2 separate regions of the Homo sapiens genome follow, and region 1 is linked to region 2. A link is an interaction called in ENCODE POLR2A ChIA-PET data of the cell type or tissue named here. Cell type or tissue: Panc1. All regions are shown on one strand. Links, peaks and the distances in the headings refer to the core of each region. The heading gives the core; the rest is flanking DNA.

What was found. Peaks named below come from ENCODE experiments on the same cell type or tissue, not always from the same donor. Only the 100,000 strongest peaks of a DNase experiment are listed, where the experiment ranks them.
Region 1: POLR2A ChIA-PET joins it to region 2 with 13 read pairs; 17 of 35 experiments call an interaction of 5 or more read pairs at or near these places.

The regions. Positions count from the first base shown.
Region 1 is chr3:122,667,567-122,670,479 of GRCh38, reverse strand. No RefSeq gene overlaps it. Among named protein-coding and RNA genes, the nearest start is that of PARP14, 12 kb to the left of the region's middle. RefSeq lists enhancers at 1,152-1,201, 627-1,826. In Panc1, for the core only: no CTCF peak of the experiment used is centred there; no DNase peak of the experiment used is centred there; H3K27ac peaks cover 607 bases.
Region 2 is chr3:122,555,464-122,558,376 of GRCh38, reverse strand. PARP9 (poly(ADP-ribose) polymerase family member 9) reads left to right here. Exons shown (of 11, transcript NM_001146105.2): 4 at 2,256-2,913. All of the region lies in intron 4 of LOC105374071 (a long non-coding RNA gene), which reads right to left. Among named protein-coding and RNA genes, the nearest start is that of PARP9, 7.4 kb to the left of the region's middle. In Panc1, for the core only: no CTCF peak of the experiment used is centred there; no DNase peak of the experiment used is centred there.

The DNA of each region.
Region 1 (2,913 bases), core at 194-2,693, 110 kb before region 2:
ATATATATTATTATGTTATATGTAATATATATTATATATAAATAATATACATAATAAACATTATGTTTATGAATAAACATAAACGGAATAAACATTCCCTGGGAAAGGCTGACATTTTAAAGCATCTTTTAATGCCACTGAACGGAAGGCTGGTCAGTGGCTGGGAATAAGTGCCATCTGCTCAATCCATGTGTTTTCCACAGCCTAACCATGAACACCTTGAAGAAAGCAGTAGCGTCCTTCCTCCTTGCAGCCTCAAATTCAGAGTATTTGGACGTTGCATCTATCATCCGCCAAAAAGTGCAATCTTATGAGCTATTCCACGTACAATCAAGTAGTAGATATCTCAAAGCCCTTACATACAAAAAAAATTTGCTCTGAGGAAGAGATTTGGAAGATCTTTTCTGTTTCTAAAAATCGGTCATAAGCCTGAATTAAAATAAATTAAATCCCTATCCTACGTATCAACTTCTTCCCTAAATCCCATAATCTCTTAGTCATTTAAAGGCATGAATATGAAAGAAATTTCAGTATAAATGACTCCCTTTTTATAGTAGGCAATGTAGCTAACTTAAAACAATTTTTTTCATATACAGCAGGAGGTGAGAACATTATTCCAGTTATCTTTTCCTGCTTAACAATCCTCCCCCAAATTTAGTGGTATTATCCCTCAAGATTCTGGGGGTAGACTGGGCTAAACTAGACAATTCTTTCTCAAGAATTGAGAAAATTGTAATCAGACTGTGGCTGAGGCTGGAGGCATCTCGAAGCCTACTTACTCACACATCTGGTACCCAGCCTAGGATAACTCAAAAAACTGGGGGCTGGACCCTCTGGAGCTCCTCTGGTATCTCTATCAATATGTGGGCTCACCACATGGTTTCTCCAGCATGGTGGCTTCAGAGTAGGTGAACTTTCAACTTGGTGACTCAGCTCCTAAGGCATGTTGAGAGAGAGCAAGAGAGAGTCGAAAGCTCTATTACTTTTTATGACTTGGCCCTTAGAAGTTATAGTTTCACTTCTCAAGCATTCTATTGATTAGAAGTGAGTCATAGCCTGAACAACATAGCTAGACCCTGCCTAACAAAAAACATTTTTTAAAAATTAACTGAGCATGGTGGTGTGCACCTGTAGTCCTAGCTACTTAACAGGCTGAGGCAGGAGGATCACTTGAGGCCAGGAGTTCAAGGCTGCAGTGAGCTATGATGGCACCACTGCACTCGAGAGAGAGACCCCATCTCTAAAAAATGAAGTGAGTCACTAAGTCAAGTTCATAGTCAGGTAGAAGAGAAACAGATTCCACATCCTCACTGGAGGGGTGTTTAAGAATTTGCAGACATTTGCCTCTCTGTTCCGAGATGGCTGAATAGGAACAGCTACAGTCTGCAGCATCCAGCGTGATAAACACAGAAGATGGTGATTTCTGCATTTCCAGCTGAGGTACGTAGTTCATCTCACTGGGACTGGTTGGACAGTGGGTGCAGCCCACGGAGGGCGAGCCAAAGCAGGGTGGGGCATCACCTCACCAGGGAAGCACAAGGGGTTGGGGGATGTCCCTTTCATAGGCAAGGGAAGCCATGACAGACTGTACCTAGATAATCAGGATGCTGGCACCCAAATACTGTGCATTTCCAACGGTGTTAGCAAATGGAACACCAGGAGAGTATATCCCGCACCTGGCTCGACAGGTCCCATGCCCACAGAGCCTTGCTCACTGCTAGTGCAGAGACTGAGATCAACCTGCGAGGCAGCAGCCTAGCAGGGGGAGGGACGTCCATCATTGCTGAGGCTTGAGTAGGTAAACAAAATGGCCAGGAAGCTCAAACTGGGCAGAGCCCACCACAGCTCTGCAAGGCCTGCTGCCTCCGTAGACCCCACCTCCGGGCAGGGCATAGCTGAACAAAAGGCAGCAGAAACTTTTGCAGACTTAAACGTCCCTGTCTGACAGCTCTGAAGAGAGCAGTGCTTTTCCAAGCAGGTTGTTTGAGCTCTGAGAACGGACAGACTGCCTCTTCAAGTGGGTCCCTGACCCTCGTGTAGCCTAACTGGGAGACACCTCCCAGTATGGGCTGACTGACACCACATACAGGCGGGTGCCGTATGTAGAAAGTTAAAACTGGATCCCTTCCTTACACCTTATACAAAAGTTAATTCAAGATGGATTAAAGACTTAAATGTTAGACCTAAAACCATAAAAACCCTAGAAGAAAACCTAGGCAATACCATTCAGGACATAGGCATGGGCAAGGACTTCATGTCTAAAACACCAAAAGCAATGGCAACAAAAGCCAAAATAGACAAATGGGATCTAATTAAACTAAAGAACTTCTGCACAGCAAAAGAACCACTATCAGAATGAGCAGGCAACCTACAGAATGGGAGAAAATTTTTGTAATCTACCCATCTGACACAGGGCTAGTAACAAGAATCTACAAAGAACTCAAACAAATTTACAAGAAAAACACAAACAACCCCATCAAAAAGTGGCCAAAGATATGAACAGACACTTCTCAAAAGAAGACATTTATGCAGCCAACAGACAATTGAAAAAATGCTCATCATCACTGGTCATCAGAGAAACACAAATCAAAACCACAATGAGATACCATCTCACACCAGTTAGAATGGCAATCATTAAAAAGGCAAGAAACAACAGTTGCTGGAGAGGATGTGGAGAAATAGGAAAGCTTTTACACTTCTGGTGGGAGTGTAAATTAGTTCAACCATTGTGGAAGACAGTGTGGCGATTCCTCAAGGATCTAGAACTAGAAATACCATTTGACCCAGCGATCCCATTACTGTGTATATACCCAAAGGATTATAAATCATGCTACTATAAAGACACATGCACATGTGTGTTTATTGTGGCACTATTCACAATAGCAAAAACTTGGAACCAACCCAAATGTCCAT
Region 2 (2,913 bases), core at 150-2,649:
AGTGGAGAAAGGGGAATACAGAAGAATGTCTCCCCTACAAGTGCTCAGGTGCGTGACTGCAGACCCTTGTGGGGACCCCCGCACATGCTTCAGAGTTGGTGTGGCACCGACCAGCAGGCATATTCTCTCAAGGCCTACACCATTCCTCTCCTTTGCCCGTAAATGTGAGACTCTTTTAACGACAGCCTATGGCTGAATTGACCAGATGGGGTGGCCAACTGATTGTCTCCTTGCTCAACGAGTACTATACAAGCTAAATAGTTCTGGCCTAATTCCAGGGGTCCCCCATTAAAGATTTTCAACCAAAGCTCAGGCCAATAGGGCCTGACTACCCAATTCCGGCTTCGTTTGGGTAATTGAGGCCACAAGAGGTCTTTCTAGGAGACTCAGATTAGAAATGGGAGTTGAAGCAAAATAAAAGTAATGATCACATTTTATCTATTTTAGGATGCACATTTTTTTTTCACATTTTAACAATACTGAAATAAGGTAGTGTACCTGTTATCAATTGATGGTATGCCCCAGTTTAGTTGGCATTTTTTTCCCTTTCTCAGAGGCATTGTAACAACAATATCTTAGACACCATGAAATACAGTGTCCCAAGCTGGGTCCTCCAGGAAGCAGAATTTGAGATGGAATTAGGAGTGCAAAAAATTCACTGTGAAAGGTAAAGAGAGGAAGCCGGACTGGGCAGACTAGCCATCAGACTGTAATAAAAACCCGACAGTCTCTGCAAGCCTGAGATTGACTGTTAGAGGTGTCCCACGTTGGGCATGAATGGCCTTGCTCAGCTACTGATGGAGGCTGCCCTGAGAATAGCATGACCTTGGCTGAAAGCTGAGATGAACCCTGAGGGGCTAACAGCTGGAGGCTGTCAGCTAACTGTATTTCCCACTTCATAGCCAATCGCAGGGAGATCTGAGTAGCACATCTTCTTGTCTGCCACATACGGTAAATAATTTTTAGTCAATTAGTTTTAATTTCACCAAAATTGTGCCAGACTAGAATATCATAAAGAATTATTTACTGAACTGAAGCAGACAGTATCAGTGCTCATTGGCTGGTCCAATGTCTCCCCTACTCCTCCTCACCAGGGAACTGCCTCAATCAATGACCAATAGAAGTTGGGTAGGCCAGGCATGGTGGCCTTTTTGAAGCCACCCAGGTGGGCAGATTGCTTGAATCTTTTGGAGCACTCTGGGAAATGCCTCTGAGAAAGGGGAAAAAATGCCAGCTAAACTGGGGCTTACCATCAATTGATAACAGGTATACTACCTTATTTCAATCGGCCCAGGTGGGCAGATTGCTTGAAATCAGGAGTTTGAGACCAGCCTAGGCAATATGGTGAAACCCCATCTCTACAGAAAAAAATACGGAAATTAGCTGGACACGATGGTGTGGGTGTAGTGCTGTGAGCCTGTAGCCCTGGCTACTCAGGAGGCTGAGGTGGGAGGATGGCTTGAGCATAGGAGGCAGAAGTTGCAGTGAGCCAAGACTGCATCACTACACTGCAGCCTGAGCAACACAGTGAGACCCTGTCTCAAAAGAAAAAGAAGTTGGATAAATACTCCAGCTCCTGTGGTTACTACCCCTCCAGTGGTATAACCCTGAGGCACAAGATCTACACTGTTTCCCAGTAGAGTTAAGTTCCATCTGCCTAGTTACACGTGCTTTGTTCATTTGTCTTACTTTCCCAGCCTGCCCTCCCCACCCCAAGGCCCTAGTATTTCCTAGGATCACCTCCCAAATAAACTACTTACATTCACATCTTTGTCTCAGGGTCTACTCTTAAGAAAACATAAACTTAGATGCTGACAAAGGCAAAAAAGTTATAAAACCTCCGCCTATTTTGGCTCATAATTAAGTCCCTTCCAATACCTGTGCCCTAAGCATTGGTCTTTCTAAGCTCGCCACTTTTATATATATTTTTAAAAATTCACAAGCCCCCATATACATGGTTTTCCTACCATCATCACTGCATCATAGTAACTACCACTTATGGAGTACTTAATATATGCCAGGCACAAGACTATGCACTTTATGGGTGACCTACCACTGAAAACTCTTAGATGTCCGTGGTCTAATTATATGTGTAGTTGAGAAGAAGAATCATGAAGAGCACTACATGAAGTTCATCTCTCTTTTGCACATAGGAAACACAGTCTCCTGGTATGAAGTGGGATTACAACCTTTCAAACTGTGCTTTTTTTTTTTTTTTTTTTTTTTTTTTTTTTTAATCTTCTCTTCTTTTCCAGAGACTGGTGCTCTTGGAGAAAACTATAGTTGGCAAATTCCCATTAACCACAATGACTTCAAAATTTTAAAAAATAATGAGCGTCAGCTGTGTGAAGTCCTCCAGAATAAGTTTGGCTGTATCTCTACCCTGGTCTCTCCAGTTCAGGAAGGCAACAGCAAATCTCTGCAAGTGTTCAGAAAAATGCTGACTCCTAGGATAGAGTTATCAGTCTGGAAAGATGACCTCACCACACATGCTGTTGATGCTGTGGTGAATGCAGCCAATGAAGATCTTCTGCATGGGGGAGGCCTGGCCCTGGCCCTGGTAAAAGCTGGTGGATTTGAAATCCAAGAAGAGAGCAAACAGTTTGTTGCCAGATATGGTAAAGTGTCAGCTGGTGAGATAGCTGTCACGGGAGCAGGGAGGCTTCCCTGCAAACAGATCATCCATGCTGTTGGGCCTCGGTGGATGGAATGGGATAAACAGGGATGTACTGGAAAGCTGCAGAGGGCCATTGTAAGTATTCTGAATTATGTCATCTATAAAAATACTCACATTAAGACAGTAGCAATTCCAGCCTTGAGCTCTGGGATTTTTCAGTTCCCTCTGAATTTGTGTACAAAGACTATTGTAGAGACTATCCGGGTTAGTTTGCAAGGGAAGCCAATGATGAGTAA